Regions from separate parts of the Homo sapiens genome. Here region 2 is linked to region 1. Evidence: read pairs that join two places in POLR2A ChIA-PET (ENCODE). Cell type or tissue: OCI-LY7. All regions are shown on one strand. Links, peaks and the distances in the headings refer to the core of each region. The heading gives the core; the rest is flanking DNA. Region 1 has its middle 26 kb from the start of CYBB. Region 2 holds the start of DYNLT3 (dynein light chain Tctex-type 3).

What was found. Peaks named below come from ENCODE experiments on the same cell type or tissue, not always from the same donor. Only the 100,000 strongest peaks of a DNase experiment are listed, where the experiment ranks them.
Region 2: POLR2A ChIA-PET joins it to region 1 with 6 read pairs; 2 of 35 experiments call an interaction of 5 or more read pairs at or near these places.

Annotation. Positions count from the first base shown.
Region 1 is chrX:37,746,096-37,761,611 of GRCh38, forward strand. No RefSeq gene overlaps it. Among named protein-coding and RNA genes, the nearest start is that of CYBB, 26 kb to the right of the region's middle. In OCI-LY7, for the core only: no CTCF peak of the experiment used is centred there; DNase peaks (open chromatin) are centred at 7,036 and 9,136; H3K4me3 peaks cover 2,238 bases; H3K27ac peaks cover 3,306 bases.
Region 2 is chrX:37,840,615-37,856,130 of GRCh38, forward strand. DYNLT3 (dynein light chain Tctex-type 3) reads right to left here and starts at 6,957. Exons shown (of 5, transcript NM_006520.3): 1 at 6,867-6,957; 2 at 5,703-5,744; 3 at 1,168-1,291; 4 at 414-491; 5 at 1-37. The coding sequence starts at 6,896. RefSeq lists a silencer at 6,621-6,730. In OCI-LY7, for the core only: CTCF peaks have their summits at 3,597 and 3,800; no DNase peak of the experiment used is centred there.

The DNA.
Region 1 (15,516 bases), core at 4,708-9,707:
CAAACCAGGAAGGGCAAGTTTCTGTAATAGGGTACACTATATGTGCAGTTCCCAGGCATTACATCCTGCATTTAGCTGCATTCCAGGGGCCACTGGCTAAGTCTTTCCACCTTTTTCTCTTCTCCAGTATGATAACAACAATGCATTAATAATAGCAGCTACTATTAATGAGCCCATGCTATATGTGAGGCAATTCATGATTCATATGCATTATCACATGTATTCTTCAAAACAAGATGAAAAGTAGAAGTTACACAAGTGGAGACCACAGACTAGGTTAAAAAATTGGTCAACGGCAAAGTCACACAGACAATAAGGGGAAGAACCAACATTGAGTTGAAACCATCTGACTTTCAAAACCTTACTCTTAACCTCCCACTCTTTTGAGGTACTCCAAGCCACCACATGTTCTCCCTTCAGCTGCTAAAAGTGGAGCAACGCCATCACCCCCATGTCCACCCACACCCACAATTTCCCTTTGCCACCCCCCACTCATAGCTCTGCAGATCAGATTTGGCAGCCGATCTGCTGCTCTGGAAAGGCTGTGGTCCTTTAGTTCAGGGTCCCATCTCCAGCATTATGGGAAAGAGGCCCTATAGTACCCAGGTAGGCAATCAGCCCAGTGGCAAAGGGTAGCTGGGCTTAAGGCGAGGGACCTCACACCGCCAGCAGGGCTGCAGGAGCCTGGTGGACTTGTGGCATGTGGGGAAACCCGAAGGGAGGCTTAGAGGTGGCATGTCCCCTGATTCAGAGCTGGTGTTTGGCGTCTCTGAGTCATCAGTAATTCTCCACACCCTGGGGGAGGGCAACTCCTCAAAGGACCCATAAAGAAATAAATTCTCATCTGAGTGGCTGTTGAGGTGAGGGAAGGGGTCAGGTCTTCTGCAGCCTGGGTGAGGTATATGAACAAACCATTCTTGCAAAAACTGGCCTGGTTTCTCTGTGAGAGCACTGTCGAGAGATGTCACATTCCTGTTGCTTTCATTATGTGGTGCATTCCCAGGTCTGATGAAGAAGAAAGAGAGGGGCAGATTGCCATGATAGTTTTGGTTGACTGCATCACTAATTTCATTGACCTGAAAAATGGGTAGCCATGGAAACTGTGGAAGGCTTGTTCTGGAAGGGCCCTACTAGCCTAGTGTTGCTATATCTTTTGTAACTTATGTTCCAGAAGTCTTCCACCTGTGGGTTACAAACTATTAATGGATCCTCATATAAATTTAGTGAATCTCAACCAAACATTTTTAAAAAGGAAATATACAAGAATCAAATACAAATGAGATATCCTACAGCACTCCTCATGTTGAGTCAAGTAACCTTTGGGAGAATTTTTGTTTCCATTCTACACAGTTATGAGTACACCGAGTCACAATATAAAATGTGTTCTTACTGTGGCTGTGGTCAAAAATGTTTGTAAACTGGCCAGGTGTGGTGGCTCATGCCTGTAATCCCAGCACTTTGGGAGGCCAAGGTGGGTGGATCACTTGAGCTCAGGAGTTCAAGACCAGCCTGGGCAACATGGTGAAACCCCGTCTCTACTAAAAAAAACAAAAAAAAAAGAGCACAAAAATTAGCTGGGCATGGTGGCATGCGCCTGTAGTCCCAGCTACGTGGGAGGCTGAGGCACAAGAATCGCTTGAACCCTGGAGACAGGTTGCAGTGAACCGAAATCACGCCACTGCATTCCAGCCTGTGCAACAGAGTGAGAACCTGCCTCAAAAAAAAAAAAAAAATGTAAACTGCTGCTAACCCAAATCTCAACTTTACCGAAAGGAAAGTTCCCCTTTTTTATTTTTCCAGAATTTATAGCACTAAATGCCCATAGGAGAAAGCAGGAGAGATCTAAAATCAACACCCTAACATCACAATTAAAAGAACCAGAGGGGCTGGGCATGGTGACTCACACCTGTAATCCCAGCACTTTGGGAGGCCAAGGCCGGCAGATCACCTGAGGTCAGGAGTTTGAGACCAGCCTGACCAACATGGAGAAACCCCGTCTGTACTGAAAATACAAAATTAGCCGGGCGTGGTGGCGCATGCCTGTAATCCCAGCTACTCAGGAGACTGAGGCAGAAGAATTGCTTGAACCTGTAGGCGGAGGTTGCGGTGAGCCAAGATCGCGCCATTGCACTCCAGCCTGGGCAATAAGAGCAAAACTCAGTAAAAAAAAAAAAACAAACAAGAAAAGAAAAAAAAGAACTAGAGAAACAAGAGCAAACAAATTCAAAAGCTAGCAGAAGGCAAGAAATAACTAAGATCAGAACAGAACTGAAGGAGATAGAATGAAAAACCCTTCAAAAAAATCAATGAATCCAGGAGCTGGTTTTTTGCAAAGATTAACAAAATAGATAGACCACTAGCCAGACTAATAAAGAAGAAAAGAAAGAAGAATCAAATAGACACAATAAAAAATGATAAAGAAGATATCACCACTGACCCCACAGAAATACAAACTACCATCGGAGAATAGTATAAACACCTCTACACAAATAAGCTAGAAAATCTAGAAGAAATGGATAATTTCCTAGACACATACACCCTCCCAAGACTAAACCAGGAAGAAGTCAAATCCTTGAATAGACCAATAACAAGTTCTGGAATTGAGGCAGTAATTAATAGCCTACCAACCAAAAAAGGCCCAGGACCAGTTGGATTCACAGCCAAATTCTACCAGAGCTACAAAGAGGAGCTGGTACCATTTAATTTTTTGATAGAGAAGTGGTAAATCATGAACTAGGCTGAAATAAATCAAACTTAGACATATGCGAGGAAGGGGACAACGCTCAGGAAGATTCCTACCTACCCTGAAGAATTCCAGAGAAACTAGAGGCATGAAGAAGGGGAAGAGTGAAACATAGGAATGAAAAGAGTCAAGTCTGTCATCCAACGGATGGAAGTTTCAGAAAGAGAGTATAGAAATAGCACATGAGAGAAAAGTGCCAGAAATTATAAGATACTTTATCTGAGCCAAATAATACAAGTCATCATATGGATAGAGTCCACAGAGTAGCCATCACCTTGAAAATAATTTCTTATGTCTAGACATATTGTTACAAAATTTCAGAACATGGAGGTTCAAGTAAATTTGCAACAGCCTCCAGAAGGGAAATATTAAAGCAAAACAAAACAAATCAAAACACAGGTAACCCATAAAGTAGCAAGAATCAAACTTGTTTCAGCAACACTGGAAACTAGAAGACCATGGACCAAGGCCCATGGACCAGGGACCACACCTGAGAGAGAAAAAGCATATGCCGTCTCTTTATGTACATATGACCATGGGAAATTTCATAGAAACTCAAAGTTCTGCCGGAAGTGGTATTCAACCTAGAATTTTTTTTTTTTTTTTTGGAGATGGAGTCTCACCCTATTACCCAGGCTGGAGTGCAATGGTGCGATCTCAGCTCACTGCAACCTCTGCCTCCAGGGTTCGAACAATTCTCCCGCCTCAGCCTCCCTGAGTATTGTGCGTATGAGATTCCTATGTTCAATGAGACTTGCTTAAATTTGCCTTAGGCCTGAGCAACATGTCTCCCAAACAGAAAGAATTTACTCTGCCTATAGTTGGGCAAGCCCTTTGGAAACATAAACATAATGATTTGAGGTAAATGCTGCCCTTCTCCACATGTAAATAATACCCATTGCATTGAAAGAGCTTTGATTTATATTTATTATACATTCTGTCTTCTAGAAACACACTAGTTAAATAACAATAAATTCAAGCAACATGAAAAAAGAAAAGATTTTTTAAATCCCATGAATATATTTCTTTTGTACTATTTTAAGAAAATTCATTCATTCCATTAGAAATAATAATACCAACAATAAAAATACGGTGGTCGGGGAAGGAGTTCCATTTTCAGTTCTGGTAGAGCAGCTTATATCACAACAACCCTCCCACTGCAAACAGCTATAAAAGCTACGTAAAATGCAAAGAACATCAAGAGGCAATAAAAGAAGTCAGGACTTTTGAGGCCCAGGTCCTAAGAGTAATAATATACATTGAGATGGGTGTGGCCTTTTTTGTTTTTCCCTGCTTAGAGTCAGATTTTTATGGATAAATAAACAAACACTGCTGGGGTTTTGATTAGGATTAAAGAATACCATTAATGAACTTGACCTAATTGATGTATGTAGAGCAATGCACTGTATAATTACAATATATAGTCTTCTCAGGTGTACTTAGAAAGTTACCAATGTTAACCATATTATGAACAATGAAACAAGTTTCAGAACATTTTAAAGGAGATTATGGTCTTCGCAGAGAATAGAATTAAATTAACTATCAGTATCAAAATGATAAATGGAAAAATCATTTAATAAATAAAAATTAGAATTGTTCTTTCTGTTATAAAGAAATTGAGGCTGTAATTCAAAACCTACTCTCATAACAAACTCCAAGTGCATTTGGCTTTACCAGCGAATTCGTTCAAATATTTAAGGAACGCATGAAATTACACCAATATTATATATGCTCTTCCCTAAAATAAGTAAGTTTTGCTACAGCTGGTCAGAGTGTAAACTGGTACCATAACTACTTCATAAACTATTTGGCATCCTATACTAAAGTTAAATCAATGTAATCTTATGATCTAGTAGCTTTACCTCTATGTACTCATAAGAAATGTGCATATATATTTACCAAAATGCATTTTCAAGAACATTCATAACAGTATTTTTAATAAATGTCCCAACAGAAGAAACCCAAATGCCATTAATAGAAAAATAATTGCATGTGTATATTCATACAAATGAAATACTATGCTATTATGAAGATAAATTAATCACTGCTTCTCACCACAACATGGATGGATGAATGAAGCCAGCCACAAAATAGTACATGCAGAATGGCTCAATTTAAATAAATTTTACTTTATATAAAAGTCACACATAGCTAATTCATGGTGAAAGAAGCCAATAACAGTGTTCACAGAGGATAATAACTATGGAGAGGCCCATATAACTCAGTTTTCTGGTAACATTTTTTCTTGTATTAACTCTGCAAATTGAATGTTGTATTAATAGTTTCCATCAGTCAAAATAGTGAGGTTCTCTTATTTCTATAAAATACTTTCAGTTTCATCCATGTTGTTTCAATGACAGGATTTCATTCTTTTTATGGCTGAATAGTATTCCATTGTGTATATATACCACATTTTCGTTTTCTATTCATCCATTGATGGAACTTAAGTTAATTCTTATCTTGGCTATTGGCTATTGTGAATAGTGCTACAGTAAACATGGTAGTGCAGCTATCTCTTCAATACTGACTTGCTTTATTTTGGATATATACCCAGTGATGGGATTCCTGGATCATATGGTACTTCTATTTTTTGTTTTTTTGAGGAATCTCCATACTGTTCTCTATAGTGGTTGTACTACTTTACATTCCCACCAACAGTGTACAATCATTCCCCTTTCTCTACATCCTTACCATTATCTACTATTTTTTGTCTTTTTGATTAAAGCCATTTTATCTGGGGTGAGGTGATAGCTCATTGTGGTTTTGATTTGCATTTTTCTAATGATTAGTGATGGTGAGCATTTTTCATATACCTGTTTACCACTTGTATGTCTTCTTTTGAGAAATGTCTATTCAGAACTGTATTAGTCCATTCCAGCATTGCTATAAAGAAATACCTGAGGCTGAGTAATTTATAAAGAAAAGAGATTTAATTGGCTCATGGTTCTGCAGGCTGTACAGGAAGCATGATGCTGACATCTGCTTGACTTCTGGGCATGCCTCAGGAAATTTACAATCATGGCAGAAGGTGAAGGGGGAGCAGACACATCACATGGCCAGAGCAGGAGCAAAAGAGGGACGGGGGAGGTTCCATACATTTTTAAATGCCCAGATCTCGTGAGAACTCACTCACTATCACCAGGACAGTACAAAGGGGATGGTACTAAACCATTCATGAGAAATCCATCCCCATGATCTAATCATCTCCCACCAGACCCCACCTCCAACATTGGAGATTACATTTTGACATGAGATTTGGGCTGGGATAACATCCAAACTCTATCAAGATCTCTTGCCCATTTTAAAATCAGATTATTTGGGCATTTTTCTTGATGTGAATACTTTATTAAATTAATGAATGCAAACCACCTATCACAGAACCTACTAGTAGGTGATGTTCGAGGAATATTGGTTCCTCTTTCCATACCTATGTGGTCATCTTGAAATTGTGTGACCTCCTTCACATAAGAACTGGGCAAGAGAATTTGGATAATTTAGTGCAGTCTACCCAAAAATTCTTAACAGGAACTCCAAGCACGTATCTGCAGGGCAGCAGCAGCAACAGACTAGCCATTCTTTCCAGGGCTTCTTCCATAGCTAAAACTCAAAGAAACATTTATGCCCATGTTTCCAAGGAGGAACATATGGCCAGACATCAGCCATGTGTTCCTCCATGTTCTGAAATATAGAAAAAGATAAACTTCCCACATGATTTTTTTTTTTATTTTGCCTCGTTTTGTCCCTTAGACTTGACAGTTGTACATTTTATCTGTGGTAAAGGGGATGCATTATTTACTTCTTCACTCAGTGAATACTTTTTCAGAGATTTTTCTCTTTCATATGAAGAGCACCCATCCCTTATTATGTGTTAATCAAACTTAATTTATATTCTCTCTCAGCATTTTTTGTGTGTTTCTAATATATATTAAAATGTGACAAGAAGGTGTTTGAAAATAAAATTCTCATTCCATTGTGGTATATATACACAATGGAATACTATTCAGCCATAAAAAGAATGAAATCCTGTCATTGAAACAACAGGGATTTAACTGCAAGTATTTTATAGAAATAAGAGAGCCTCACTATTTTGTTACGGGCTGAATTGTGTCCCCTTCAAAATTTATATATTGAAGTCTTAGCCCCTAGGACCTCTGAATGTGACTTAATTTGGTGATAGAATCTATAAAGAGGCATTTAAATTAAAAGGAAGTCAGAAGGTGAGCTCTAAACTAATATGACCTTATAAGAGGAGGAAGTTGGGGCACAGGCATGTACACACAGAGGAAAGACCATACAGAGGAAAGACCATATTAAGATAAAGGAAGAGGATGACCATCTACAAGCCAAGCAAAGGGGCCCCAGAAGGAAACCAAACATGCTGAAACCTTGATCTTGAATTTGTAGCTTCTAAAACTGTGAGAAAATAAATTTCTGTTGTTTAAAACATCCAGGCTGAGGTACTTTGTTATGGAAGCCCTGTCAAACTAATGCAACAACATTTCCTCCCATTAGATTTCTTAATTCGTGTATAGCTGGCCTGATAATGTCTTATCAGCTACCCCAACTCAATTGCTGCAAATACATTTTTAAAAGTTCTGGTGGTTGTAGTTGATTGCACACTTCTGTATGAGCCAATAATGTGAGGCAAGTCTTTAAAAGGGTAGCACAATCAGTCTGAGGTTACACCATAGATATGGTTAACCATAGTGTGGTCTCCATAACATAGGAAGTCAAGATCCCCCTTCACTCTTGACCAGTCAGATTGCACCTAGAACATTTTTCTCAATTCTGCATACCACATTTAAAGAGGAAGACAAAACCCATGCGTTGTGCAGCTACCACATGTCGAGCATCAGACTATGTGCACTGTGTACACTTAGTCCTCCCACCAACCCAATGAAGATGGTATTAATACCCACCTCCCATTGTACAGATGAGGAGACTGGGGCTAAATGAGGTCAAATAGGTTGCTCAAGGTCTTATAGCTTGTTAGTGCAGTGGTCAGGATTTGAACAAATTCTATGTAAGTTTATCATGAAACCACTTTGCAAGAAAAGAAGGGCAAACAGGGTGGGGAGGTATTTGGCTACTGAGCCACCTGGGAAGTTTGGCAAAGGTTGAGTGTGGTTCATCTAAATAAAAGGAACCAAGAAACTCTTTAAATGTATTTGAGGGACTCTTGTCTCGAACCAAGAAACTCTTGAAATATATTTGAGGGAACAGGATCAAGCAAGGACAGCTCTTCCAATTCTCCCATCTCTTCTACATTCTCTTAATTCATCTGGGCAACAACCTGGTCATCCCCATCCCCTACAAAACCTTCCCACCGGACATCTGTACTTCTCCTCCCATGGTTAATAGCCTCCCCTACACCCTCAACTATTCTCTGAACATCTCCACAACTTCATGGCCTTCTTTCCTCCAGAAGACCCCATGGCCTACAGACAGCTAAGCTACAGCAGTTGGCTCTCCAACTACTCTACATGCCATGCTATGAGAGTGGACTAGGCTATGAGAGTTGTTTTTTTCCTAGCTCCTCATTGACATTTCTATACTTTCAATCCTTCCACTGCATGCAGATCCCTGTGCCCCACTGAGGTGTGGGCCTCTCGGCTCTAATTCCCTCTGCCCCTCCTTTGTAATGGGGGTGGTCCATGTACTGCTGTGTCCTCACATGAGTTGCTTTATTAAGAACTCGGGCACTGCATTGCAGCCTGCCTCTCCTCGCTAACATTTGCCATCTTTCTGGGTGACTTCAGTGGATCCAATACCCTGCCTCAGTCATCCTTGACTTCCTCATTCAGAGATCTTCACCTCCATGGACTCCCATAGCCACACTCTGAACCCTGTCATCTCTCAGAAGTGCACTGCTTCTGAAATCTGCATCTCATACACCCATCCTCTGACTACCACCTCCTGTTCCCTGGCTTCCTAATTCACTCACACCCAAGATGACTGTCCTTCAACCTCATCAAACTTTGAGTTCTTTTTGACTCTTTGACTTTGCTCCCATCTTGTGTTCACTTCTTGGCATTCTACTCATCTTAGACTCAGTTCACTTCTGCCATTTTCTTGCACAAATCCTGAATTCTCTCATGCAGTGCCCTTCTGTACCACCTGCAGGCAAAAACCAACCCTGATCAACTCAATTGTCCTCTATACTTGCTCGTGGGTGGGTAAGAAAAGCTAGAAAAGCTACCCACAGACTCCTACCATTACTGATTTATGAGCTCCAGGCTCAACTGGGCCCTTATCTGGGCCTGGAAATCATTTTGCATTTCTACAGTCAAGTCTCCTTTCTGAACAAAAGATACAACATTGAAAACTGTCTTCTGTTTCCTGAAATGTCTACTCACTACCTCACTTTCAACAGATAACCTTGCCCTCTCTTTCACAAAGGAAATGGAAACCACAAAGAGGAAGTCCCTCACCCTGCTGTCCCCAGCCCTACAAATCCTCCTGCATCTGCACTCTGCTCCTTCCCTCTTTTTACAGAGAGGAGGCCCCTCCTGTCTAAAGCAAATTCCATTTCCTTCCTGCCTTGGGCTCAGAAATCTCACCCCATCCAAAATCTTCCATGGTTAGCCTGTCCCTTTGTTGCGACTCTTTCTCAATATTTACAAGCTCCTATATTTTTTAAAATAATAAAACTAGGTCCTCCTGGTGTTCACATGTTTTCCCAATTGTAGCCAAGTCCTCTCATTCTTATCACAGCCTCAGACATTTTGAGGTGTCTCACTACCTCACCTCAACCCACAACATCTGGCTTCCCTCATTGTTTTCCAGTAGGCCCCTTACTGGGGTCACTGTCAACTTCTTATTGTTAAACCAAGGGTCACTTATCAGCCCATTTTTATTTACACTCTTGGCATCAAATGTGTAGTACCTGAGACTCCAGTAGTTGCCAAGCCCCATAGTTGCAGATTTGCATTCTCTTCCCTGCCTGCCTTTTCTCTTCTCTATTTCAGACCCCTCTTCTTCTGCTGTCCTTCAAACCAAGATCTCCAAGCAGCGTTCTTCTTTGGGGCATCCTCCTTTCTAACTGCTGCACTCTCTTGTGACTTTGTTTACCTTATCCTTATCCATGACACCCATACCTATGTCTCCAGGCCAGATGGCCAGATGTCGTTATTGGACTCCACCTTTATGCATCCAACTAACCAGCCAATATGTCCCACTTAGAGATGGTCCCTGCCCAACTCATCTAAACTCAATCCTGTGAAAAGCTGTATTCATTCTCTTTCTCCACATAATGGTTATTCTTGCTGTGCATTTTTTCCAGGGGATGACATTATCATTAACTCAGATTCCCAAGCCAGAAACCTGAGGCCAGCCTTGGCCCCTTCCTGCCTCTCAGCCCCATTTTAGCTTATTATTCAGTCAACAATTCATGGAAATATTACTTTTGAGTCTTTCCATTTCTCTTTCTTGCCATTCTCTGTATTCTCATCTAATTCACATCACTAATATCTCTCCATGTGGTGGTGTAATGTGTATTTGCTATATTCTTTCAGAATATTCAATTATGCTGTAAAAGACAAGAAAATAAATGGGATGAATGAAATTCATACAATGTGCTAGGCAAAGATGACTGTTGTAGTCAGGTCTGACTGCCATAACAAAATACCATGGACTAGATTGCTTCAAAACAGAAATTTATTTCTCACAGCTCTGGGAGCTAGACATCAAGATTAGGGTGCCAGCATGGGCAGGTTCTGTGAGTGCCCTCTTCTGGGCTTGCTATTGACTGCCTTATTGCTGTGTCCTCCCATGACCTTTCCTCAGTTTGTGTGTGCTCAATGTGAAGAAAGGATTTCTCTCACTTTTCCTTTTCTTATACAACCACCAATTATATCATATTAGAGCTCAAACCTTATGAACTAATTTAATCTTAATTACTTCCTAAAAGCCCTATCTCCAAATACAGTCATATTAGACATCAGGACTTCAACATATGAATTTTGGAAGGGCATAATTCAGCCCATAGCAATAAATAACTTATTAACCTTGAAGGCATGTAAGATAAGTGAAGTAAGTAGAACATATATGTGTGAACATATAAAATGATGGAAAGATCAAGGAAACACTAATACTTATTGATATATGTGATAAATATACATGAGGTACAGGGGGCACACCATTTTTACTTCAGGAATGTGAAGCACTCTGTATTTATGAAGTCTTAATTTGGCCACCCATTGGTGACACCCATCTTGGTCCCATGTGTCCTATGCCTAAGAAATACAATTAAGCTTTTAGCTGTTCAGCAGCCTTATTAGCAAGCCACAACTGTAGCCAGGTGTACTTGTCTTAGCATCTCTCAGAGGACAGTGCATGTCACTGCTCCCAAGCCCCTTCCCTCTGTGGACCCCATACTCAAACCTCAACTCTGGTGTTTATAACCATACCATTAGCAAGGAAGACTGACTGATGCAACAGAGAGAAAGGATGAATGCCCAATCCATACCCCAGGATTCAAGTAAAGTAGTTCTGCTTTTTTGAACACTGTCCTACATGTGTGAACCTATCTCATCTCTTTCCCTTTGATTATTGCTGTGTGCATTAAAATTTACTTGGTAAATGGTTTGTGACCTCTGGGATAGTTTGCCTGGTGATTTACTTGGAGGCTACCATTGCATCAAGGTAATTTCCCACGACAGATGGATTGTATTAATGATCTCAATCTTTGACCCTTCCCTAAATGTACACCCTTTGCTATGTGACTTTACAGTTTCTTCAATCAAAAGACAAAATGTGTTTTCCTGTCCTTTGAAATTTAACTCAGCCATGTGGTGTGTCTTGCCCAGTGGAGTGTTAGCAGACATGATACTAGCAGAGGCTTGATAGAATTCTTGTCTGCTTGGGCTTGCCCACCTGAACCTCTTCCATATCTATGCGAAGGATGTGCCCAAGCTTGCTCACTTTTCCCAGGAGGAAAATAAAACACACAGAGTGTGAAGCCAATCTTAGCCAAACCCAGTCTATATGACTCTCAGCTTTCTGTAGATGCCCAGACAAACCAAGTTTAGATTAGCCATCTATCATCTGATCTGTATGCTCATGAGAAATCGTCTTTAAATGTTGTTTTAAGCCACTGAGTTTGGGGTACTTTCTTATACAGTAATACTCACTTAGACAAATTCTGTAGCCTCTTAACTTGTTTTCCTGCTACATTACTCCCCTCCAATCTATTTCTTACTGAAGTCATTGTGCTCTTCTACAACACAAGTCTGATTACCTTATTTCCTTTCTTAAACCATTTGATGAAGCTTATATTTATCTTTAGATTAAATTACAAACTTCTGCATAAGCTTGTCCCTGTTTATTCAACTAGCCAGCCTCATTTCTCCACCTATAAATTTCAACTATGGTGAACTATTTATATATCCTTAACTGAGCCATTCTCTCTCTTACTTCTAGGCCTTTAAACATATCATTTTCTCTATAGGGGATATGTATTAGTTTCCTAGGGCTGCTATAATAAAGTATCACCAACTGGGTAGTAGCTTTAAACAACAGAAATTTATTGTCTCATATTTCTAGAGTCTAGAGGTCTGAAATCAAGATGTCAGCAAGATCTCACTCCCTCTGAAACAACACTCATCCTTGCATCTTTCTAGCTTCAAGCGGTTGCTAGTAATCCTTGGCATTCTTTGCCTTCTAGCTGCAGCACTTCAATCTCTGCCTCTATCATCACATGATCTTCTTCCCTCATGTCTTCACATCCGCTTCTTATAAGGACACCAGTCATGTTGGATTAAGGGTCCATTTTACTCCAGTATGACCTTATCTTAACTAAATATATCTGCAACAATCTTACTTCCAAATAAGGTCACATTCCAAGGTACTGGTATTTAGGACATCAACATATATTGGGGGGACACAATTCAATCCATAGCAGAATACTCTTCCAAATGGCCTTTTCTGGCCATTAATCCTACTCATTCATCAGATCTCATCCTTGCTATCAGTTTTCCTTGGAAATCATTCCTTGTCTCCAAGATCTAGTTAAGTGCCACTTAACTTATGTATACATAAGATGTCATGAGTTGCTGAATATGGAACAATTACATTAAAAACTTTGATTTAGTGGCCTCCAAATTAATGGGATCTTATTTTATTATGATCTTATTTTATTATGAATGTAATGGTGGTACACCGAGGTTTGATATGGGCTTTGTTTTGTACTAGATATATATCTCTAAGGCATATTATAAAGCCATATTGGACCAGAAATTCAAATACTTTCATGACTTCCTCTCAATTCCTCATTGCTGTTTCCCTTTGTATATCAGCATTATGTGTCTTTCTAGATGCAGACAAGCTTTCTTTGCTCTTTGTCACATAGAAACTTATGGCCATTCTGTTGTCCCCCAGGTGAGTTTAGGTATTACTCACTTGAGGTATTACAGTCACTCACAAGGACAGAGATAGGGTATCCAAAAATTCCAGGTAAAATAATCTGGTTTGCCCAGCTTAGGGTAGTGTTAACCAGTTAACCAACCAGCTATGGCCTGGGATAAGGTTATGCAGTTCAAACATGATTTCTGTGGGTATGTGGGTGTCAGTGTTCTCTGAAAAATGGGATTTATTAACTGGTGGTTGGAACCATACCCCAAATGTAGTGGTGTTCATCATAGTGTAATTATGTAACAGATTGGCTTCGCCTACTTAATAGAAATAGTACTAATGAGTCAGAGGACATAGGTTCCATTCCCAAATTAGTAAGGGAGATTTTCTTGGTTCATTGCCAAATAGCACATTGAGCTATGGATAATTGTCTCAATAACACTTTGGTAAGAATGTTTCCCCATTCCTTTCCTGGTCTAGCTTTCATAAACTATAGAGAAGAAATGAGGAATGGGGACTTCACAAACTCCAAGAAAATAAAGACTAAAATTTATTTCCTGATAGACCTTGACTTCACGGAGGGCAGGAAATGCCTCTTATTTATCTTTGTCTTTTTTGTCCCTCCCCAGAAACTAAAACACTTCATGGGCCATATAAATCTTCTAGTAGACCGAATTAAAATGGACTGGACCAGGCCATTTTTAACTTCAGACACAGGATGATTTGAATACTATTGAAAGCAATGTGTAAACAAGATGTCATGGGTTGCTAAATATGGAACCAATACAATATAAACTTCTCATGTTACACCACTAACTACACTGTGTATTAATTGCCTGTGAACACTTCTGCACCATCCACTAGGCTATGAGTTCCATGAAGAATGAGAAAACCATGTTTGTCATGGTTACCACTGTTTCCATAATACCTAGAATGGTAGATTGATTGTAGTAATAAAATCAAGTAATGGCTTTTCTCTAGCCACACTTTACGGCTGCAGCTTTGTGATACCATCTCACTCTGAGTCATTGGCCAAGTGACTTGCTTTGGCCAATCAAATGTTAGCAAATGTGATGCAAGAAGAGGTTTGAAAAGCTCACACCTGTAATCCCCGCACTTGGGGAGACTAATGTGGGCAGATCACATGAGGCCAGGAGTTTGGGACCAGCCTGGCCAACATACTGAAACTCTGTTTCTACTAAAAATATAAAAATTAGGCAGGTGTGGTGGCTCACATCTGTAATCCCAGCTACTCAGGAGGCTGAGGCATGAGTATCGCTTGAGCCTGGGAGGCAGAGGTTGTAGTGAGCCAAAATCTTGCCACTATACTCCAGCCTGGGCAACACAGCGAGACTCTGTCTCAAAAAAAAAAAGAAAAAGAAAAAGAAAGAAAAGAAAAGAAAAGCTCATATATATTTCCTCTTGCTCTTTTGTAAGATTTGGCTCACTCACTGTTGCATCTTTAACTCATCATGAGAGTAAGTCTGGGTTAGCTTTCTGGAAGGATAAGAGGAACCAATGAAGAAAAACTGAAGCCATCCTAAACCAGCTAAGAACCAGATGCCTTTCAAACATATGAATGAGTTCAGCCAAGATCAACAGAGCCACCTATCCAACCCAAAGATGAGTGCAGATATATAAGTGACCCTGGTGAAGACCAAGAGAACTACCTAGACAACTCATGGACCCAAGAACAATAATGCATGATTAATATTTTAAGCCACGATGATCTGCAGTAGTTTCTATGCAACATTTTTGTAGCAATGAATGATAAATATATCTAACCCTCAAGATTTGTTCCAGGTGCTCTTTTTTCTCAAGCCTCTTTAAATAAGTTCTCTAACCCAAAACAGTAGATCAATTATTTTCTCTGCTTGTTTTCATGGAGTTCTCTCACCTCACTTATTTTAGGCTACATTTATGTTCATCATTTCCTATAACTTATCAGTTGATGGGCCTTGAAACTGTGACTCTCTAATTTCCTACTTGTCTCTCTTTTCTCTTTTCCAAATTGATAAATATATATTAGAAATACAGTGGCCATTTTTTCTTTTTCTTTTCACACATACTTTTAGCAAGTTTATTTTTCCTCTTAACTGCTAGGCCTTATGTCACTCTTATCCACTCAGTGTTATGCCAAAGCCATTGCATACTTGGTCATGAAAGCTAATTGCTAAACTTTCAGAAATTTTGTAAACTGGATATTAAATATAACCATCTTTGAAATCTGCCATGGTGGAAGTATTTACACCACAGAAATGGGCAAATTCTACAAATCAGGGCTGCCTCTCTAAATCCAGAGATGCAGTTATTAAACATGTACTAGTGTATGTACCATTGTCTATACCATTTATATTTTATTGATGAAACCCACTCACCTTTCAACCTCTCTCAGAGGGGCAGATGTACTGCCTGAGGGATTA
Region 2 (15,516 bases), core at 1-5,000, 90 kb after region 1:
TTCATGGTCCGGTTCTCCCATCTTACGGTACAGGTTCCTGAAACACAAAAAAAGGATTTTGAAATACCAGCAAAACATAAAAATTATCAGAGAATATATATATATATATACACACACACACACACACACACACATATACACACACACACACACACACACACACACACACACACACATATATATATATATATATACACATACATTTTTCACATGTTTTAATATCTTATTTCCTTCAACCTGTTAAGTTTTCACATTTCATATCGGTCTGAAGGTATACTTGTTACTAGGTACAAAGCAATACTGTTGATAGTCTTTTCAGAATTTAATCAGAATTAAATAAGTACTTGGTTAAAAAGTGCAGTTTGACTTTGCTAAAAGTTGGATTTTGTGTAAATCAGCTTAAGATCTCTTACCATCAGATGTGGTATCCCAAAAACAGGAGCTGGCTGTGTGAAAGCCATATGCGCTCTTCTGGACCACTGCACAGGTCACTGCAAATAAAGTCACAGAATGAGGGCACTTACAGACAAAGGAAAAGAGAACCAAGGTCAAAGTGTGTGAGTTCAGAGCTCTACAAGCCGAAAACAAGACAAAAAACAAACAAACAAACAAAAAACAGAAAACAAAGCGTTCAGCAAATAGATTGAAAAAAAAATAAAAGACTCTCATCTTTATCTACCATCATGATTTTGACCCCACTGGATTCAGTTGGTTTTCTGACCATTGTCATTACCATTGGTGATTGTATTGCAGGAAAAATATCAGTCAAATTCTGTGCTTTGTACCATGGGCAGAATTCAGACACAGAAATGCAGGAAATACTCCACTTTATAAACAGTTGCTGTGTGGAATTACAGGTAAAGAGGCATGGGACTACCGAAAGAAACACAGTTGAGCTAAGGGGGGGTCTCAGTGGAAAGAAAGAACTGATGGAAATGCAAAGGGTGATGCTACCAAAGAAAAGTAGCTCAAACTGCCTTTGAGTAGTGAAAGATCTTCATCTTTTAAGTATTATTATAGATTATCTTTGAATGAGTAAATCAGAAGTCCTTTATACCCTTTTAGTATCCAACTTAAATGTCTATTGTACATATACCTTCTCAAAATTCAGAGAAAATCACAATGACAAAAGCAAGTGAACTAGTGAGGAAGGATACTGATACTTACCAATATATTTATAGGCTTTTCCCAACTTAACCAGGTGTGTTAAGGATTGTTCCACTATGCTTGCAGTCCACTGGTTGATGTTGTTGTGATTATAATCTTCACCACCTAAAACCCCATCTACACACTAAAAGGGCACAGAGGGCAGTTAATTTAGTCAGTAAAATTGTTCAAAAAGAACAATTTTTACACAAATTGCAGTAAAAATTTATTCAAAACATAAAATATACTTATAGCTCAATAAGGCATCTTAGAAAATATACACTTGGTAAACATTGATTATGCACTGTCTCTAATTGCTTAAGAGTTTTGAAAGAGTTTCCACTTGCATTATCTCACTCTATGAGATACTATGGGCCATATAAAGATAAATATGTCATGGCTTCTGTGTAAATAACTTAATCTAGCAGAGAAGCTAATAAAAAAATTCGAATATCTATAACACAAGGAAGACTAATGATAAATTATGTCATAAAAATTATGGTGGGGAAATTAAAAGGTGCTATCAATTGGTTAACAAGTAGCTTTGAAACAGCTGGGATTTGAACTAGGGCTCACATGCTAGAAACAGGATGGGACTAATTTAAAAACATAATTCTTATGTATACTAATTATATTCTCATTCATACTATGTGATTGTTTAGCTATGAAACAACAACTGATTATATTCTCATTCATACTATGTGATTGTTTAGCTATGAAACAACTAGCACACTTGCCACTGAAAGTAAATAAAGATGCTCTAGAAAGATAAAGTCAAATATCATAATTTCCCATAGTGCTTGATTTCATCCACTTCTGACACCTGATTAAAAGCACTGGCTCTAGTATCACAATCCTAGGTTTTAAGGCCTACTTTGACACCTATCTGCTATGTGACCTTTAGCAAGTGACTTAACCCCTTCAAATCCCTATTTTCCTAATCCTTATAGTAAGGATAACAGCATCATCTTATCAGGTTGTTGTTAGGATGAAATGAGACAATGAATACCAAGTGCTCAAACAGGACTAGCACAGAGTTAGCATATAAATAATGTTAACTACTATTATCATATTGCTGCTGTTATATTTTATATTTGAGTGATAAAGCCTGGATAATAAAGCACTCATTTAATTCATTTTTAGAATCTAACACACACATGCAGCTTCATTTACTATCATTAGACTCATTTAATTCATTTTTAGAATCTAGCTTAATAATACACACATACACACACATGCAGCTTTATTTACTATAATTAGACCACAGTAAAGATTTATGAAGGCACTAATACAAAATCTTAAGTTGGATAGTATAAAATCTTCACTAATGATAAAATATGAAAAGAGAAATGAAATATTTTAGCAAGGTTGACAAAAGTAATATGGCTCAAATTTTTCTCCTAGAAAGCTCAATAACATGACAAAGTAGGAAGGGTAGTGGCTTAAGGATCAGGGGAATAGAATTTTAATTCTGGCTTTACCATTCCTAAGCTGGTGACCTTTGGACAAACCTATTCCTCTCTTGAGATCACCTTTCCTTAAGGATAAAGTAAGAGCACTCATTTTTCTTTCAGGTTATTTAGTAGGACCACTCCAAGTTTTGCTCTAAACAGCAGAAAACACCATGGGGTGTGGGTGCCACTGTAAATAGCCCTGCTAATTACTATTAATTAACATCTAGCCTAATTAATTACATTAACATGGAGGCCCATGAGACAATGAGGTCCTTAAACAGCTCTGTATTCTCAGTGCTAAACTCAGGACCTGGGCACTTAGCAGGTATTCAACAAATGTTGTTGAAGCAATATTGGTTTTGATATACTCGCTGGGTATCTTAAATCAAATACACTTTAGACTAAATTCTAAGTCATTTGTAGCTCACTTTTTCTTCGACGATTTTTTGGGGAAGCAATTTCTATTACTAACACTAAAGAAAATGTATGCATATTACTGATAAATGGGTGTCTCTGAGTTCAGAAGGAAAAACATATTAGCATAGGGGCTCAGAGCAAGAAATCAAAGGAAAGAAAATAAGATCAATAAGAAAATAAGATCAGTAAGGAAATCAGAAATAACTGCTGAAATTATGTAATCATCTAGGAAGTGCTAAACTGTTTTAAAATGTTGCTCATTCTCAGGCATTTCCAATGTCTCAATGGAAATGTTTCAATGGCAGAAGAGGGTTGGTTCATGGGAAGAGGAAAGATAGACATTTAGCTGCAAGTAACCTGTAGCAAAGCTGAGTTTCTTTGCAGTCTCATATTTCATATAAAAATTCAAGAGAAGCTTGTTTTGACTACATAATGCATCAGAGTTTGTTTTTATTCAAAAATGTTTTCAGTTATATTATTTATATTACTTAACTCCCTCTCACAAATATTCAAGAAAAACTGATGTTCTAAAATGCATCCAGTGACTTCTAGCACCACCTAGCCACTGCCGAGTATGTATTTCCCAGTTGAAAAAGCATGATTCTTTTAATTTGATATAATATTAAAGTAACAGGCATATGGTTTGAAAAATCCAGTAGAACAGAAAAGCTTAGAATGAAGAGTTTCCTTCCCACCCTTTCCTTTCCCATCCCCAGTCCCATTCCCCAGAGGAAACTCATCAGTGTACAACTGTTTTTATTTCTTCCAAGGGTTACTTATGTATCTCCAAATAATGTTTATCTCACTATTTCCTGATTTATGAATTATAGGCAACATCCATGTAACTCCTACTATGATAGATGAAAATTTGGTTCCCTCAGACCACCCGCCCCCTTCTCTCAATATAGTGAAATCACGATTTTTTAACTTAAATATATTTACACTGTTAGAAACATGTTTCTTTTCCACTCTGGATGTTTTCTTCAACGCAGAGGATTGTTCTTTAACATTCCTGGCCTCTTGTCCTGTCAGTTATTCCTCCCCATGGAGGTGGAATGAGTTACCTGGTTGGTGGGTGATAACCATTGTTCTAACATCTCATTTGGGAGTCTCCCAAATGTGTTGAACTTGGGCTTTAGTTTCTCCTTCCCTCTCCACCCAAACCAATGAAAGGCACCAGCCTGAACAAGTGTTTCTCTCTGCTGACTCAAACTTTCTCTTGGATGACTCTTCCCAGGGCTGAACTGAATGGGAGTTAGCAAAACAAGGTACAATCATCAAACTGGTTTTTATCAATAATAAAGGTGGTATTTTGTTCTCTTTCTAATGGCTCTTTTTTCTTTTCATTTGGTTCAGAACTTAAGGAAGAAGGCACTATTTAAATGGAATCCCAAATAGCCCAGCATTCTTTCTTTTATGTTCCATCAACCAAGGACAGTCTTTCCTGACTTGCCACTTTGAAAACTAAGATCACTCCCTTCTCATTACCTCCACTCCCTCTTCCACCTCCCAGTTTCCCTCATTTGTGCTTTTACATTGTAAAGGTATTAAAAACCTTTGCTTTCTACTTTTAATAATTAAATACTCTCAGGCTACATAGATAGAATGCATAATTCTGAAGTATTCAAATATGGCAGGATTTTCAGGTGCCTGTCTATTCCTCTCAGACCTTGAGTTAATTCTAGCTGTGTAAGGCCAGACCTGGGTGTCAAAAAATACCTTTCCCACACTGTGGTCTGTATGTGATACCTCTAAAATAATGAACGGTCCCCTGCCAGAATTAATTCCCAAAGGTAATTTCTTTTCTATTTGCCTAAAAGGAGTTTCAAATATTTTTCTTAAAATTTTGATTCACTATCATATCAATGCTTAAAATATGTTAAATGATCATTTTTTCCAATTATATTGGGCAAAAAAGTGTACATGCCCAAAGGCAGATATTTCTAGGGCTTTTGTTATCTATTTTATACAATATACATATATATTATACATATACTTTACATTATAAAAGTTGACGTGTGTACATATATATGCGTACATATACTTTATAGCATTAACATTTAAAATAATGTTTGCTTTCTGGAATAAAAGTTATTTTATCCAAAAGACAGGGCATCAATTTTAAACCAGTTTTCTAGACTAAGAAAATCCTTAAGCATCTCTTTCAGAATAAGCCTCAAGATGCTGATAGCACACAACAAAATATAGAAGGACCCCTATAAAGAGTTAGTGGATAAATATTTAAAATCTTGTTCTTGGCCGGGTGTGGTGGTTCACGCCTGCAATCCCAGCACTTTGGGAGGCCAAGGCGGGTGGATCACCGGAGGTCAGGAATTCGAAACCAGCCTGACCAATAAGGTGAAACCCCGTCTCTACTAAAAATACAAAAATTGGATGGGTGTGGTGGCGGGCGCCTGTAGACCCAGCTACTCGGGAGGCTGAGACAGGAGAATTGCTTGAACCCAGGAGGTGGAGGTTGCAGTGAGCTGAGATCACACCACTGTTCTCCAGCATGGGTGACAGAGCGAGACTCCATCTCAAAAAACAATAAAATAAAATAAAACAAAACAAAATATTCTTCTTTTAACAGTAAGGTTTCTAAGTTTGTGCTGAAACTCAAAATATAGCTTTTAAAAATCTCCACCAGTGCAGCAAGCTTCAAGAGAAACAAAATGTATGACTCACCTCTTTGACAATATTGTGGGCTTCCTCAGCATTGAAGCCAACCTAAAGGGAAAACAAAAGGTAAAGCTGCTTTCAACACAGGCTTACAAGTATGACGCTACACAGAATATCCTAGGCTGGCCTAGACAGGTGTTAAAGTGTTAAAGGGCATCAGGTCTACAGAAGGGGCCAATCTTGCCCCTAAACACTTAAAAATACTGAATGCTTTCCCTACCTACCTCCCGTGAGGTCTGGGGCAGAGCCTGCAAGTCTACATTTTTTTTTAAAAAAGTGCTTTATACTGGTGATTCTAATGAACATCCTAGATTAAGAATCATTGTATTGTAAAACGTAGGAAATAAGCAAGAGGTGACTATGAGGATGTTATGTGTCATAAGAATATAGAAATGGTTTCAGCTAAGTGAGAGAATGAAGTGGTCCATATGAAGAGAATGCTTAGTAGACTATTTTCAATTTTGTTTTTAACTTATGCTAGGCAAAAATTTCTAGGCAAAAATTCCTTTCCCAAATTAAAGATTATGAAAATACTTGATAACTCAAGATTAATATCACTTTAGTACTATAAAGTGGTCTGACAACTTAGTCTTTTCTTTGGAGTCCCCATCAATAACAGGGAGATAACAACTGACATCATGGGTTTCTGGTGAGGGTTGGGAAAGCCTGAGTCAGTAAGCAAGGGCTCGTAATCCATAAAGCACCTCCTTGCCTAATCCTGGCAAGCATTACCGGGAGCGGGAATGGCAGTGCCACCAGGACCCCGAGACTCCGAGCCATGGGGGCTGCAGCACCCGCGCTGAGGAAGCCAAGGGACGGAGGCAGCAGCGGGAAGACCCGTTTTCGAGGCCCGCCCGGTAGGAGGGCGGCGCCCGTCACCCCATGCCCACTCCTCGCACCCAAGTCAGGCCTCGTCCTCCCAACCCTGCCCCGACCCCACCGTCTGATCCGCGCGCTCCTGGCCACCCCTCCCACCCCGAATCTCAGGACTTTGGGGTGGGGAGAACGGGTCGGGCGGGGCGGATCCCGGGCCCAGGGGAGAGGACCCGGGCTCGGAGGACGCCGCACCCCAACTCTTGGGACCGCCCTCGCTGGGAGACCACCCGGCAAGAGCCCCGCGCAGAGGAAGGCGGGAGTGGGGGGCGCTCCCAGGTAGCCAAGGGGCGGTACCTCGTCGCAGTGGCGATGGTACTCCTCCATGGTAGCGCCGGCTCTCCCTGGGGCGGAGCGACACGCCGGTAGAGCACCGCGGCCGCGCACTGGCCTCCGGGGAGGCCCCACCCCCGTTTATGGCCTAGGGCCTTTCCCTACGCAATCCCCGCCTTTGTGTCGCAGTGGCGTCACCTGGCAGCGCTGGGCGGGCTTCGGGCAACGCCAGGCGTCACTTCAGGCCACGCACTTTTTCCTCGCTTCCTCTGCCCTTTCTGGAAACAAGGGATGAATGTAAAGAACTGGGAATGGCGCCAGTGTGGATCAGATGGGGTGACCTAGTGGCAGTTAGTCTAGACTCCGCACTAGTGGTTGAGTGCCCACTGCTGTGATTACTTGCACGTATTTGTTCATTCACCATCATGTGGCACATAAATGTAGTTAATTTCGTGGTAAACCAGCCACTTTGATTTGTCCACTTACTAGCTATGTTACTTGGAAAAATTCACCTCCCACAGCTTCAGTTTTCTCATATGGAAACTTACCATCATACCTATTTCACTACTGGTTGTAAGGATCTGATGAGAAGCTGTATACACGGCTCCTAAAGTAGATGCTTCTCAACAAGAGAACAATGACTACATTTTAAAATAAATGTAGTAATTTTAAATTAGTAATTTTAAAATAAATGTAGTAATTTTAAATTAGTAATTTTAAAATAAATTACTAATTTCCAGATGATCCTAGACACTTCCTCAAAACCTCACAATAAGTCAGAGGAGTTAGTTCTTCCATCACTGCTTTTATCAAGATGAAACTGAGGTATAGAGAATTTAATTTGCCCAAGGTCATACAGCCAGTAGGGTGTAGAAAAGGGACTTGAGCTCAAGTAGTCTGATAGCAGAGCCCAAGCTCTTAACCACTGTATTACTTTCCTATTGCTACTGTAACAAATTACCGTAAATGTAGTGCCTTAAAGAAACACAGTCCTGTTCTCTTACAGTTCTGTTACCAGTGTAGGGTGTCCAGGTTCTTGGCTCTTTGAACAAAGAATTGGACAAAACGCACAAACAAAGCAAGGAAAGAATGAAGCAACAAAAGCAGAGATTTATTGAAAACGAAAGTACACTCTACAGGGTGGGAGCGGGCAGAGAAGCCGCTCAAGGGCCGGGATCCAGAATCTTCTCTGGTCCAAATACCCCCTAGAGATTTCCCATTGGCCACTTGGTGTGCACCCCATGTAAATGAAGTAGTGGCCCACAATCAGAGGCTGAAGTTACAAAGGCCACACTCCTATGCAAACGTCTGATTGGTTGCAAGAAAGCAACCATCAGAGGCTAAAGTGAAGTTACAAAGTTGCACTTCTATTCAAACAAAGATTTGGCCCATAATCAGTTTGATTGGTTGCAGACAGCAACCAATCAGAGGCTGAAGTGAAGTTACAAAGTTCCACTCCTGTGCAAATGTCTGATTGGTTGCTTTTTGCTCTTTGGTTGCAAAAAGCAACCAATCAGAGGTACTTTAAATTTCCCATCTGCCCTGCAGAAAAGGTGGGGATTTGCAAAGGGAATAGCCTCTGGTCCTTTTGTTACTTAGGCATGGAAGGTATGGAAGGTTAGGGTTTTCCTTTTTTTTTTTTTTTTGAGACGGAGTTTCACTCTTGCTGCCCAGGCCGGAGTGCAATGGCGCGATCTCGGCTCACCCACGGCAACCTCCGCCTCTCGGGTTCAAGCGATTCTCCTGCCTCAGCCTTCTGAGTAGCTGAGATTACAGGCATGCACCACCACGCCCAGCTAATTTTGTATTTTTAGTAGAGACGGGGTTTCTCCATGTTGGTCAGGTTGGTTTCGAACTCCCGACTTCATCGACCTCAAGTGATCTGCCTGCCTCAGCCTCCCAAAGTGCTGGGATTACAGGCGTGAGCCACTGTGCCTGGCCAGGGTTTTCCTTTCAATTTAGTTCTATGAAGTAAGCGTGAAACAGTTTTAAGTTCCCTGCCTCCTGACCCTATTCTCCTGCCTCAGTTCTGGAGGTCAGAAGTCTAAAATGGGCCCATAGAGCTGCATGCCTTCTGGAGGCTCCAAGACAGACTCTGTTTCTTTGCCTTTTCCAGCTTCTAGAGATTGCCTGCATTCCTTGGCTCATGACCCCTTCCTCCAAATTCAAAGCCAGTAGTATCTTTTCTCCTCTCTCGCTTCTGCTTCAAAGGAAGTGTGAGGCATCTCTATAAACGAGAGATGTATGACTCTTGCCCTCCTGTTTCCCTCTCAAGACCCTTAACTTAATCACATATGCCATGTGTCTTTTGCACTCTGTATCATATTCACAGATTCTCAGAATTCAGATGTGGACAAATTTGAGGGGGAGCATTATTCAGCCAACCACAACACTTTTCTATTTTGCTCCCCAGAATCAAAGTTGGAAACCATTAGTCTTCTAGTCCATCTCCCTTATTTTACAAGTAAAACTGAAGCTGAGAAGATAAAGTAACTTCTACAGGGCACATAGGTGTTAACTGGACTCCTGGGCTTCTGAACCTCAGGCTCTTATTTTATGAACTTAGAACCAAACAAGGCTGTTTACTTGATAGTATGGTGTTTGTTATTGGTTCTCCTAAGTTGTGGATCATGCAGGGTTACTGCAGAAAAGTGACTGTAATTCATAGAGGAAGCACATCCTCTTTCAAGAATTTTTTTTACCAAAGTTTTCATCCTATGAGCAACTCCGGCAGTCTATTCATGAGAAGGATTCGTAGTGTCTTTGTGAACATCAGTTTTATTTCCCTAAAGAACTGTTTCTATGCCTGGGTGGGTTAAACCCTGAAGTTACCTAATCTTAATACTGCAAGAGCTACACCAGCACATCTCAAGTTTGTGTTATGTGATCATTCATGATGCATATAAAGTGAGATGAAGAAGTGTTGTTCCAGTTACCATTCCTGTGTAATAAATTACCCCAGAATTTAGCAGCTTATTTACTATATTATGCTCATGGATTCGTTTAGTCAGAAATTTGAACAAGGCACAGCAGAAATAATTTGCCTCTGCTCTGTGATGTCTGGGGCCTCAGGTGGGGAGACTCAAAGACTGGAGGAAATTCAATGGTGGGGACCAGAATCATCTGAAGACTTGTTCATTCACATGTCTGATATCTGGGCTTGGATGAATAAAATATTAGCACTTCCAACTGGAGCAACAACACATGGCCCCACCGAGTGGATTGGCTTCTTACCATCATGGCAACCTTAGGGTAGCCAGATCTTTTACATGGCAACTCAAGGCTCCAAGCATGAGGGTTCCATCGAGCATGGCAGAAGATATGTCACCTTTTATCACCTAGTGTCACGAGTTACACAGCAGCCCTTCTACCATACTCTAATCATTGAAACATTCACTCAGATTCAAGGGGAGGGGACACATAATCCACTTCTCAATGGGAGAAGTGTCAAATAATTTGGGGCTCATGCTTTAAAACTACAAGTGGGTTTATTAACTAGCATCCTGTGGTTGCAAGTAACAGAAGACCCAAATAGGATGAGCTGAAATAATGGCATTTATTTTTTTATATAACCAGACTGATATGGTTTGGATCTGTCCCCAGCAAATCTCATGTTGAATTGTAATCCCCAGTGTTGGAGGTGGAGCCTGGTGGGAGGTGATTGGATCATGGAGGCAGATTTCTCATGATGGGTAGCACCATCCCCTCAGTGCTGTTCTTGTGAGAGTAAGTGAGTGAGTTATTATGAGATCTGGCTGCTTAAAAGTGTGTAGCACCTCCCTCCTCTCTCTCTTCTTCCTGTTCTAGCCATGTAATATGTGCCTGCTTCCCCTTCACCTTCCACCATGATTGTAAGTTTCCTGAGGCCTCCCCAGAAGCAGGAGTCACTCTGCTTCCTGTGCAGCTTGCAGAACCACGAGCCAACTAAGCCTCTTTACTTCATAAATTATCCAGTCTCAGGTATTTCTCATTGCTGTAAAGCAATGAGAGAATAGACTAATACACAGACATACAGAGGCAGAGATATTCCAGGTTCGTTTAGTTGCTCAACAAATTTTGGGGCTTCTGTGCTTTTCATCTTTCCATGCCAATATCCTCAGCATGTCAGCAACATTTAGCCTCATGGTCATACACGGCTGCATTAGTTCTGGTATCGCTAGGAACAAAGATATCACGTTCAGTGACTAAGATGAGCATTTTCTGGGGTTGATCGGATTTTCTTAGGAAAGAAAATCTTTATTTCAAGTCCTCAGGAGTTTTCTCCTCAGGTTCCAGTGGCCAAGATTGGGCCACGTGACTCCCCACCGGGCAAAACATATGGGACAACAAATGTTTGTTTTTTCATTCTGTATGGTGAAAAGTGAGTTCTGCCAGCAAGAAAAAAAAAATTGATATAAAGTAAATGTTGGTAGGTCAGTCCTTTCCAAACTTTTCCATGCTATGGCCCACATAGAGGATAATACTTACATGGTACATTGAGGTAAACTGGAGGGGCTTGGTGGGCATCTGTATGGGGCTTGGTGAAAAAATATTTTCATTACTTTATATAATTATATGAAAAAATAAAATAGAAAGGGTGTTAAAATTGAATTTTTTAAAGCTTCCAAATAAAACCTCTTTCAATGCTTTAGTGAGACCCTCAATCTTGGTTTCACCCATATAATATTTTATATCTGGCTCTACGCATTGAACAGCCATAAGCAATTCCTGTTAATGAGTTTTTAATAATTAATTTTCCCTAAATATGAATAAATTATATTGTCTAGAAAGGTTTGCCATAGAAGCAGCTGATAAAAAACATTTGGACCCACTTTACAAACCACTAAAATTATATTTAAAGACTTCTGTAATGGTAGACTATGTAATTAGGACCATCTCTTTCACTGATAATTACAAAGGTTGGACAAAATATAATAGACATTTGCTCAAGGGAATTGGATTTTTTAACAAGATAGGGAAGAATTATGGATCTAAGACATAGAATAATGAAACCCAGAAAGATGAGCATGGCATTTGGGATAACTTTTTACCTCGAGGTGAGAAGATGTTAAGCCTTTTGCTTATGGGCCAAGGGGTAAAATAATCAGACTGCATGTCCTGCCAAGGAAGATGATTCTGGTAAACAGTCTTGCTTTGGGTTGAAACCCCATGGATTAAACCCTGGGAGTGAAACACTCAAACTTGATCTTGCAGACTGAATCTCAGTTTTAAATTACCCAAACCCCTAAAATTGAATTAAGGTGATCCGGAATTGCTAATGCCTCTAGCCAACTTCTAGAAGCCAATGTAAATTCTCTCTGAAGGAAGAAAACATTATCTTAGGTCTCAAATCAGACATATGATTTTTTGCATACATCAAGTGGACAATAAAATATAACTAGACACATAACGAGACAAAACAACATTATCTTAAATCAAAAGACAATGGAAACAGCCCAATCAGGGATGAAGATGATGGAGTTATCAGAAATAGACTTTAAAATAACTATGCTTACTATATTAAAAGAGATAAAAGACAGGGTTGAGAATTTCATCCAATAACTTGAAATTATAAAAAGTATACAAATGGAATTTCTAGAAGTAGAAAATACAGTAACCAATTTTTTAAAAAGAACAAAGAATCGATTCTATAGTGGTTCCTACAAAGCTGAAGATTAAGTGAAGCTTAAAAAATTGGACAGAATAGACCGGGGCGCAGTGGCTCACGCCTATAATCCGAGCACTTTGGGAGGCCAAGGGGGGCAGATCATGAGGTTAGGAGATCGAGACCATCCTGACTAACATGGTGAAATCCCGTCTCTACTAAAAATACAAAAAAATTAGCCAGGCGTGGTGGTGGGCACCTGTAGTCCCAGCTACTCGGGATGCTGAGGCGGGAGAATGGCTTGAACCCAGGAGGCAGAGCTTGCAGTGAGCTGAGATCATGCCACTGCACTCAAGCCTGTGTGACAGAGTGAGACTTTCTCTCAGAAAAAAAAAAATGGACAGAATAAAATAGCCAGAGTAAAGCACAGAGACATAAATTAATGTAAAATACAGAAGAAAGCATACAGACAAAAGTAATACCATGAGAAAGTTTAACATACATAGTGAGATTTCCAGAAGGAGATGAGACAGAATGGACAGAAACAATATTTAATGAAATATTAGCTGAAGGTCTTCCAAAACTGATGAAAGAACATATTAGTCAGAGTCTCTGTAGGAAGCAGATGAAACTCCCAAAATATTAATTCAGGGAGGATTTATTTACAATGCTGTGTGCTGGGATGGTGGATATAGCAGATCTATAAGGAATAGGTTCAGGAATCCAGTATAGCCTATCACTTTTCTCCATCAATATCCATCCACTTGCCCAGCTACAGAGGCAAGGACTATAGCAACTATTCTGTGTTACTTCATCCCCTCTCCCTTTTACCTCCACTGATCATAGCTAATGTTTTTGATTGCAGGTGGTTGTGTGACCAACTTAAATGCTATAATAGATGATGCACCTCCTCTATATGTCAAGCAGCACATTTTGTGCTCTACATCTACTATATTTCCAGGGACTCTGTGATTACAGTTCCAATTAATGTCAACAATGTCATGGATCAATGTGATGTGGTACAGCTCTAAGATATGAGGGACTCCCTTAAATCTGACGTGGAGGTCTTCTAGTTTTTTATTATTATTATTTATTTATTTTTTAGATCTAGTCCTGAATCCAGACTTTCTAGTTTTTTAATTCATGTTCTTCATTTCATATTTATAACTCTTATATTTTCCCTATCTGTACTTTCTAAAGCTATAATAAAGCACCAGGTGACTCCACAATCTTTATAAGAAACTTTGTTGCTATAGAGATTAAGCGCTACAGCCACTTGACCTCCAGTGCCTTGCCCTCTACCTGCATCACATCCTCTGATGATAAAGTGAGTAATCATTATGCCACATCGTGGTCATGAATTACATATGCCCTATTTCTTCCCAGTAAGAAGATTATCCGTGTGCTCCTTTAAGTATATGAACAACCAATTCTCAGAATTTCATTTTGAGTATGTGTGTATATAAAGAGATTTATTTTAAGATATTTAAGAGTCACTTATAGTTTCCTTTTTTTGAACTGTTTCTTCCTATCCCTTTCCCATTTTCATACTTGTTGATTTGTGAGAACTTTTTATAAATAACAAATTATCCTTGTGTTTGTGATGAGTTACACATTCTTTCTCCCAGTTTTTTTCCTCTTTTTATTTTGCTTAAGATAATTGTTGCCATACACACTTTTAAAATATGAATATCATTAATTTTATCAAAAAATACTTATTCTAAGTAATTGGCTGACACAATTGTAGAAGCTTGGCAAGTCCATAATCTGATGAGGTAGACCAAACAGGCTGGAGGCTCAGGAAAGGGTTACAGTTAGAATCCAGATGCAGCCCGATACAGAACAAGGAAGTACCAATGTTACAGATAAAGTCTGAAGACTATCTGCTGAAGAATTCCCTTTTGCTCTGGGGAGGTCAGCCTTCCGTTCTAGTCAGGCCTTCAACTGATTAGATAAGGCTCACCCACATTATGGAAGGCAATCTGCTTTACTGAAAGTCTGGTGATTTAAATGTAAACTCAACCAAAACATCCTCACAGAAACATCCACAATAATGTTTGACCAAATATCTGGGCATTGTGGCCCAGCCAAGTTGACACAAAAAATTAACCATCACATGCTACTTCTGGTACCAGTTACTGTATCAATCAAGTTGCCAAGAAGAAGCAGATGGCACACTAAAGTTGGCATAAATTGAAGAGTGCTCATTTACAAAGATGTGGGCAGGTGAACTAATGGCAAGTGATAGTGAAAGAACATGGGGCTAACAACAGTGAAATTGTCACTACTCCTAAGCTGTGAAGTTTGAGGGGAAAGAGGATTAAACAGTCATGTTGACAAGGCCACTTTAAGAGGAAAAATGATCTTTTGTCAAGGGATATAACAAGCCCGAGGTGGCCTCCACAAAGGGAACTCGGGGAATAATTATCCTGACCCTTTCTCCTTCCCTCTGATCTCTTATTGCTGTTTCTCATTAGCTGAACCCAACTGGAAACTAGAGGGCATAGGAACGACTGTAATCCATATAGGTCAGTTTCCCAAAGCACGAAGGAGTGTGGACTGTGTATGGGGAGAGACAAACAGAATACTTAGCATAGATCTTAAGCCACAGGTCCAAGAATCCCTATGATCCCCAAGCAAAATGAATAAAAACTGTATTTTTGCACCTCACAATAAAATGGCTGAAAACCAAAGGAAAGAGAAAAATTGTAAAGTATCACTGCCTCACCCAAAAAGACAAATTACCTTCAAAAGTGAGACAAGAAGATTCAAATCTGACTTCTCATAGAAACAGTGGAAACTCAAAGACAATGTATTTTTAAATTGATATCCAGTAATTGTACAGATTTATGGGGTGCACAGTGACATTTTGAGAAATGCATAAAGTGTGTCATGATCAAATCAGGAGATTTAGGATGTCCATCACCTTGCACATTTATCTTCTCATTGTGTTGGTGTTTGGGCCGTTTTTGCATTGCTATAAAAAATACCTGGGGGAGCGCAGTGGCTCATGCCTGTAATCCCAGCACTTTGGGAGGCCAAGGTGGGCCGATCACCTGAGGTCGGGAGTTCGAGACCAGCCTGACCAAC